3 separate regions of the Homo sapiens genome follow, and regions 2 and 3 are each linked to region 1. Evidence: chromatin contacts called from ENCODE Hi-C or POLR2A ChIA-PET data. All regions are on one chromosome and are shown on one strand. The core of a region is the stretch at or near the end of the contact, and the rest is flanking DNA. Distances in the headings are between cores, read along the strand shown. Region 1 holds the start of STOX2 (storkhead box 2). Region 2 has its middle 150 kb from the start of ENPP6. Region 3 has its middle 63 kb from the start of TRAPPC11.

Region 1 (2,700 bases), core at 125-2,624:
GTAATATATAATGAAATAAATATACACTCACCATAATGTGGAATCAGTGGGAGCCCTGAGCTTGTTTTCCTGCAACTAGAGAGTCCCATCTGGAGGTGATGGGAGACAGTGATAGATCATCAGGCATTAGATTCTCATAAGGAGCACGCAACCCAGATCCCTCCAAGCATGGTTCACAATAGGGTTCGTGCTCCTGTGAGAATCTAATGCAGCCACTGATCTGACAGGAGGCTGAACTCAGGAGGTAATGCCAGTAAGCAATGGAGAGCTGTTGTAAATACAGATGAAGCTTCACCACCCACCTCCTGCTGTGCTGCCTGGTTGCTAATGGGCCGAGGACTAGAAGCTGCACGGGGTCCGTAAATATCTGTGGGGTAGGTAAATATCCAAGCAGTCCATGGCCTGGGAATTGGGGATCCCTGCTTTATACAGCTAGCTTTCTATAACTTCTAAAGCTGTAATCTTTCTGTTCTTAGCAGTTCTCTTACAGGAAAGAAGACATTGAACTAAAAGTGCCTTCTATAACTTCTAAAGCTGTAATCTTTCTGTTCTTAGCAGTTCTCTTACAGGAAAGAAGACATTGAACTAGAAGTGCCTTTCCCAATTAAAAATAAAAACCACAGAACATTAGTGAATTGGTTGACAGTAATACATTTTGATTATGTAAATATAAATTCCATAGGCTACTTAGTGATTATTTATTTATTTACCCTGGGTATCCCAAGAGGTAGTACAGTGGCCACAGGTTATAGAGGGCGGTCTTGAGATCTGAATGAGGAGAGCTCTAATTCTAGATTTTATAATGCCTGTGGCTTAACGCCATCCTGCTCTGCCTGGTTCTTCAAGATAGTTGCTACCCCCCTCAAATAATTCAAGCCTTGGAATAGCACAGATTGTGTTAGAACTTCCTGAATCCTAACCAGCTAGAATCCACTGGCTTGTTTTTGCGATATCAGCCTGTTAGAAGCATATCCCTATAAAGATTTAATATCCCTGTCTCTGCATCTTGGCACCTGTGAATATGAAACAACAGCATAAATATGATTTTGAACGTTGCATTGTCACAGATGAAAAAATGCACCAACATGTCAAATGCAGCGCTGAAAAAGGAAATCGGGCTTATTTTTGTCGTTGTTTACTGTACCAAAGCATTTTTGAAAACCCAAATCGAGGAGATAACCGTTTTTGAATGAACGGCAGTGCAAAGCGTGGTCGGGGTTAGCAGCAACGTGGCTGGGCGCCTTTAACTCGGCGTGACCTCCGGGTCCCAGGCCCGCGTCCCGGGCCCAGCGCCCAGGCCCGGGCGGCGCATTGGCCCCTCCTCCCCTCGCGCGCCGCGCGCATTGTTGTCCTTTAGCGATTGGTTGTTGGACCAGAAACAGCTGTGCAGAGCCGTGCCATCTAAAGAGCTGTGGACCTGAATGCAGCGTAGCGGGCTGGCGGTGACTTACACCGGGACTCCAGAGGGAGAGAGGAAGCGCTGCAGGCCACTTGCATTGCGTCTTCCAGGCTGCGTGGACCCGGCGCCCCGGCGTGTGCGGTTGTGGGGGAGCTCGCCGTGGCCTCCCCTCCCTCTGGCTTTAGCTTCCTTTGGGGTTGGCGCAGGTGGGCCAGGCAGCGCACCGCAGATCTCCCCGTTCCCACGAAGGCTGGCTCGCTGTCTCTCTCCGAGCGGGAGGGACCATCCTAAAAATATGTAAATATCCAAGCGCTGGCTCCAGGCTGGGGCAGCTGCCAAGGTCCCCGCGCCGCCGCCGGGTGTTTTACATGAAAATGAGAAGCCTGATGGGAACCGCGTTCTAACTTAAGGCAGCCTGGTGATTAGCATGAGACTGGGCGGCTGTCCTGCTTCCTGCCCTTCAATAGCCGTTCCGCGCGCTCGCGCCGGAGCAGCGCTGCCGCCGCGCGGGGGTCGATCGCAGGCTCGGCGTCCTTGGCAGCCATGGCTCCGGCGCCGCCTCGGCCAGTAAGTAGGAGCATGCATGTGTAGGGGGCACATGCGTGTCGGCGCACCCACCCAGCCATCCACCCGCGCGCACGCACAGCGCCCGGAGCCTCGGCAAGGGGAAGATTGACGAGGCGCTGCAGTCGCGGGGACGACGCGGGCTCTTCCTGGATTCCGCAGGAGCCCGCCCGCCGCAGCTGCTGTCTGCAGAGCCTGCTCGGATCCTGTGCACACGCGCCCCCCGCTCGAGCCTCTGTGATGAAGACTGTCTCCCGGGGACTGCAGCGGAGGCAGAGCCAGCCAGCGCCGGGGACTGCGGGCCGTGCGGCTGATAGGCCCGCGGGGACACGACTCGGACACTGTCATCCCCACGCCTCGCGCTGAGCTGCCCGGCGCGGAGGGTCTGCCGCCGCCCCTCCGGCCTCCCGCACGCCCGATCCCGGGTCAGCCCCGGAGGCCTCGGCTGCCTCATTTGTTTGGGTCTTTTGTGCCGTGGCTCCCAGTTGGCCAAGCACTCCTGCGCTGAATCGGGCCATTGTCTGCGCTCCCATTGCCTTCACGCTGCAAGTCTCGGCGCCCCCACCCCGCCCGCCCCCTCCCCGCCTCCTCCCGGCCGGGGAGCCTCCTAACGTGCCTTTCCCCCCAGGAATCTGGAAGCTATAAGCCGGGCGGATTGCAAATGAAGTGTAATGCATTGTGGGACGTGTGTAAAATCGGAGCCTTCGCCGTGGGGGTGTGGGGGGGCGTGGGGAGGG
Region 2 (2,700 bases), core at 116-2,615, 160 kb after region 1:
GTTCCTTTTGGTGGAGTGACAAAACCTGTAGTCACAGAGACATTTGGAGCAGACGAAGGCTTGCATCTCGACCTCCATGCCTAGTTTTCTACTTGCCACTGACGGCAAGGAAACGACGGCCAAATCACAACCTCCTTATGTTTGGGTACTTTGCAGTCACTGCTTATAATAGAGTTCAGTCTCTTAAGAAAGTGTGAAATGAACATTGTCTTGAGTTTCTGCGAACGTCTCTGGTCCACTGGTGATCAATTTGTCCAAGTTTGCCTGGCTTTAGCACCAAAAATCTCACCTCTTGGGAACCCCAGTCCCAGGAAACCCTGGCAGTTGGTCACCTTGCCTCCCAGTCATCTGCTCTGAGAATCTTCATTTTAACAACTTGACTCATTAGTAATCTGGATTCCTTGTAATCTGAAAGTATTAAATTAGTCGAGAGTGTGTTTCTTTCCCTGCTCTTGCGAAGGCAGTCTAATGAGGATATGAGCTCTAGGCATCAGCTCCCCTGGAAAAAGGCGTAACATACCAAGGGTGACATACTTTTCAGGAACCCTAGGTGAAACCTTGAAGGCTACTGCTAACATGTATGGATGCAGTAACACCTTTTTCCAGAATGCAGAAAAGCTAAGACTTGGGACCAGAGAAATTATGGTAGAAAAATTGGAAAGCTCCTGACTTGTAGCTGAGTTGGGAAATGCTTGCAGAGGAATTCCTGGGAGAAACCGAATGATGTAAGGGTCCCCCATACCTGGAATTGATGTTCAGAAAAGGAAGAAACTCCACCAGATGGGGAGTGGGAAAGGTTGTATGTTCCAGTTTTTAGCTGAGTCTTATTTGGGATTATCACCATTTCTGTGACTTTTGAACAGCTTTGACCTCCAGGACAGACCAAATGGACCCCTCTGATTTTCTCAGAATTGTAGTATTTATTTATGTCTATATCATATCTGCAGACATGTATTATGCAGGTTTCCTCTGCTGTGTTTCCTCAGCTGCAGTTTCATAATTTATTCTGCCAGGCTCAGCATGTCCTTGACATACCAAACCATTAACTGAAAATCAGAAAAGTTCTGTGAGGTCGCTAAATTCTTTCTTCTGATGATCAGCCTGCACACTAGCTGAAAATAAAGCCACTGGGCTGGCAGACAAAAAATAATTGGCCTAAATGGTCACAGAAAAGTCTAAACAGAAGATTTTCTTTCCCTCTTCACTTGCAATGATTTATTTTCGCGGTTTTATGAGACTTTAATGAGGAAACCTTATCTGTACGCCTGGTAATTATCAACCAAATTTCCATTTCCTGCCAGAAAATCCACAATAAGCAGAACAAAAACGGTGGAATCGGGAGACTGTTTGGCCTCTGACCTGTATGGCTGGGGAGTAACTCATTGCCACACAGAGCATGTGACTAGCAAGCATGTCTGTGACTTCTCTTGTACACTTTTGCTTAAACTAAATTGCCACATTCAATTTAGTATAACTCAGTACACGTAGACTCAGACGCCATGAAGCATCCCGGACACTGTCCCATGAGGTGGCATTTGGGCAAGAGAAAGTACAACTTCCCTCTTCATAATTTAATATAATTTCTAGTCTCATCCAGTTCCTTCTGTTGGGTGAATGAGGTCATACCTGACATGAGGGTCTGACAAGAGGCCATGAACTTTGCATCTTGGAAAGTTGGGTTTTTCAACATAGATTGCAGCTCTTGCCTATGAGTGATGATGCTACAATTGGGGTCACTGAGGAAAGCTGCTGTGGGCACTGACTCCAGACTTAGCGGTGTGGATGTCCCAGCATCCTGAGATTCAGGTGGAGAGCTTGTCGATGCCATGGCACCGGTCTCTGGGACCTCTAGAACAGAAGGTACAAGAGGGGAGCTCAAATGAGCACGCCAGACAGATGGAGGCTGTGGGAGTTGAGAGTCTTTGTAGAATTGCAGGGTACTGCAGCACCCACAGCAGCCAGGAAGTCAGAACGCGTCTGAATCTTCTGTTCTAGTTTAGTTAACAAGGTGAGAATCCTTTTTTTTTTTTACACTTTTCTCTAGGTGTAAAATTTGTCATGCTCTGAAATAACCTACAAATTTATCTCTGCCTGTTCTGTCATTGAAAGAACTTTGCTCATGCTTTAATTGTGTCTTTATTGGCATTTGGGGGCCAGTGATGAAAAAAAACCTGAATAATAATGTAATGACTTATTTTAAATTAAAGAAATACTTCCCAAAAATATTTCTCAAGTCACCGCAGGTAACACTGGGTAGGTTTGTACCAGGTGCAAGTTCTACTCCAGGAGAAAATGAAATGGCCCAAATTTGCTCTTGCCCCCTCTACAGCAAGGAGTATGAATTCCTTCACTCTGTCTCTGCGTCCATCCCCATCCTGCCCTTCCCCATGGGACATGGGTAGGAGTGAGACGCCGGGAGCTAGAGGCTACTATACAGCATGCAGTGGCCACAAGCTTTGGGCATTGCTTGGTTTTTATTATCTTTTCAGTTATTAATCAATGTATGTCCTTTGACTCCTTCTCTATATTGCAGGAGTGTTTATATTTGGCAGGCTTCCTGGACTAGTGAATGAGCTGGGCCAGGGCTGTCTGCTCTTCGTCTTTCTTGAGGGGCCATTACCATTAAGTCACCTGCTATGACGGCAGTGTAGAAGGGGCTCTTGGCACACCAATATCCTCCAGAAGGAGCACGCTCCAAGA
Region 3 (2,700 bases), core at 201-2,700, 180 kb before region 1:
TCCAAGGTTAGGGTGAGGGCTTTCCCGTGGTGTTGGCAGCAGCTGGCGCCTGCGCCCTCCGTGCAGGAGAGCAGCTCCCTCCAGCGGCTTCCCTCGCGCTTTGTGCCTTGCCCACCGCTCAGACGCTCTGCTCTGAAAAGTAAAGTTCACAAGGTATCTTCAGCTGCAAGGATAAAATCAAGAAGACAACTTCAAACACAACCTTTATCAACTTAAAATCAATATTAATGTACGAATGGTCCGAATGGTCACCTTGGGAAATCAGTGAAAGGGCCTGACATGGAGAAGAGATTAAATTATGTTTAATAAATGTTCATTTTATGTTCATTCTTTGAAAACGGGCACTCATTGAGTGACAGATCTTTTACCACACACAAACACTAACAGATACGCGTAACTGCGCCCTGCGACATTTTATTTTCCGGCTGCTCCCCCTCCGCTGTCAGGTGGGCAGTGTCCACGGTGCTTAGGGGAACAGGAGGGGTTCCGGTGCTGCTTCCCTTCCGTGCACAGAAAATCCACCCAGGCTGGCGCGGCGGCTCACGCCTGTAATCCCAGCACTTTGAGTGGCTGAGGGGGGCGGTTCACTTGAGGTCATGAGTTCGAGACCAGACTGGCCAACACGGTGAAACCGTCTCTACTAAAAATAAAAACCGTCTCTGCTAAAAAAATTAGCCAGGCTAGGTGGCGCGCCTGTAATCCCAGCACTCTGAGAGGACAAGGCGGGTGGGTCACCTGAGGTCAGGAGTTCCAGACCAGCCTGGCCAACAAGGTGAAACCGCATCTCTACTAAAAATACAAAAATTAGGCCGGGCGCGGTGGCTCACGCCTGTAATCCCAGCACTTTGGGAGGCCGAGGCGGGCGGATCACGAGGTCATAAGATCAAACCATCCTGGCTAACACGGTGAAACCCCGTCTCTACTAAAAATACAAAAAAATTAGCCGGGCGTGGTGCGGGCGCCTGTAGTCCCAGCTACTCGGGAGGCTGAGGCAGGAGAATGGCGTGAACCCGGGAGGCGGAGCTTGCAGTGAGCCGAGATCCCGCCACTGCACTCCAGCCTGGGGGAAAGAGCCAGACTCCGTCTCAAAAAAAAAAAATAAAAAATAAAAAATTAAATTAGCCTGGCGTGGTGGCAGACATCTGTAATCCCAGCTACTGGGGAGGCTGAGGTGCGAGAATCATTTGAACCCGGGAGGCGGAGGTTGCAGTGAGCCGAGATCGCGCCACTGCACTTCAACCTGGGCGACAGAGGGAGACCTCATCTCAAAAAAAAAAAAAAAAAACAAAAGAGGAAACAAACAAACAAAAAACCTACACCAGCCCAGCCTCTCTAGCGAGGCTCACCCGCCCGCCCGGCCCCCGCACCCGGTCTCGGCTTCTCTGGCCAGGCCGCGGGGCCGTTCGGCGCGGGGCGGGGCGTCGGGGAGTTTCCGCAGCGGTTAGACCGGCCAGGGGACCTCGGGACAATGAGCCTTTCTGTTTTAAAGCCGGAACCCAGCCGGGCCGCGCCGCGAGGAGGCTCCCCTGAGGCTGGCAGGAGAGACCTGCAGAAACTCGTGCGCGCCGAGCGAGGCGGGCGCCCTGGGGCTGGGGCACGCGGCCGGCGGGGGCCGCCAGGGAGCGGCCGTGGCGGGACCAGGACTACGGTGCGCCCCGCCGCCGCCAGCACCCGCCTTGGGAAGCCCGTCCGACGCGTACGCTGCAGGGGCCTTCAATAGGGGCTGTCGCCACCTGCACCCGCGCCGCTGCGGTTCGCAGGAAACTCCTGTGGCTTTTCGGAAGCACAATGCAGAACGCCCGGTGAGGGTTTGCAAAGCCGCCCTGGGAGATGCCGCAGTGTGAAACCTTTACGGTTGCACCTGGCCTCTCTGCTGCATCTGGCCTGTCTGCTGCACCTGGCCTCTCTGCCCCACCTGGCCTCTCTGCCCCACCTGGCCTCTCTGCTGCATCTGGCCTCTGCTGCGCCTGGCCTGTCTGCTGCATCTGGCGCCTGTTGCACCTGGCCTCTTGGCTGCAACTGGCCTCTCAGCTGCGCCTCTTTGTTGCCTCTGCAAACTCGGGTGCCCTGGAGCTTCCTACCCAGAAGTGAGTGCCGTGCACACTGCAGGTGCGAGGTGCCCCTCCTTCTGTCTGTTCTGTTTGGTTTGGCAGATGACAGCACTCTCAGTGGGGCCTGAAACCTTGACAGTCATGGCTTTCTTTGTAAGGACTCTCTTCCTTCATTAAATCGCTTGTATTTGGATTACAGAGATCTGTCATAAAGAGATTCAGTACTTAATAATAACGTGGGGAAAGGATCACCAGGTACTGTTAAGAAAAAAGCAAGGACAGAACAGTGAATACGGTAATGATCTTGTTTCGTAATACAAAACAAAACAGACACTATGCAAATACAAACCCAAAGGAAAATGATCATGCATAAAAATACTGTTTTTGGGCCGGGGGCTGTGGCCCATGCCTATAATCCCAGCACTTTGGGAGGCCAAGGCAGGAGGATCACTTGAGTCCAGGAGTTCAAGATCAGCCTCGGCAACAAAGCGTGACTTCGTCTCTACAAAAATTAAAAAGAAATTAGCCAGGCGCTGGTGTGGGCCTGTAGTCTCGGCTACTTGAAAGGCTGAGGTATGAGGATTGCTGGAGCCCAGGAGGTCAAGGCTGCATTGAGCTATGATTGTGCCACTGCACTCTAGGCTGGGCG

The links. A loop is a pair of places that touch in the nucleus more often than their neighbours do. ChIA-PET counts read pairs that join two places held with the same protein, here RNA polymerase II (POLR2A). Pooled maps may share reads with other maps.
Region 2: a loop to region 1 is called in a map with no recorded cell type, with 2.0 times the contacts of the local background. The contact joins the enhancer-like site here to the promoter of STOX2 in region 1. A Hi-C loop is called at or near these places in 1 of 37 single-sample maps with no recorded cell type. POLR2A ChIA-PET finds 5 or more read pairs at or near these places in 3 of 52 experiments (HEK293T, OCI-LY7 and PC-9).
Region 3: a loop to region 1 is called in a map of endothelial cell of umbilical vein, with 4 times the contacts of the local background. The contact joins the enhancer-like site here to the promoter of STOX2 in region 1. A Hi-C loop is called at or near these places in 1 of 168 maps with a recorded cell type or tissue (endothelial cell of umbilical vein) and 4 of 50 pooled maps. POLR2A ChIA-PET finds 5 or more read pairs at or near these places in 1 of 52 experiments (H1).

The regions. Positions count from the first base shown.
Region 1 is chr4:183,903,933-183,906,632 of GRCh38, forward strand. It overlaps STOX2 (storkhead box 2), which reads left to right and starts at 1,375. Exons shown (of 4, transcript NM_020225.3): 1 at 1,375-2,700. RefSeq lists enhancers at 918-1,627, 1,628-2,335.
Region 2 is chr4:184,065,771-184,068,470 of GRCh38, forward strand. No RefSeq gene overlaps it. Among named protein-coding and RNA genes, the nearest start is that of ENPP6, 150 kb to the right of the region's middle. Within about 2 kb of position 1,366, at least 3 of the 41 ENCODE cell types and tissues checked have a DNase peak (open chromatin) inside an H3K27ac peak, as active enhancers do.
Region 3 is chr4:183,721,426-183,724,125 of GRCh38, forward strand. No RefSeq gene overlaps it. Among named protein-coding and RNA genes, the nearest start is that of TRAPPC11, 63 kb to the left of the region's middle. RefSeq lists a silencer at 1,277-1,806 and enhancers at 1,758-2,519, 1,917-1,966. Within about 2 kb of position 1,451, at least 20 of the 41 ENCODE cell types and tissues checked have a DNase peak (open chromatin) inside an H3K27ac peak, as active enhancers do.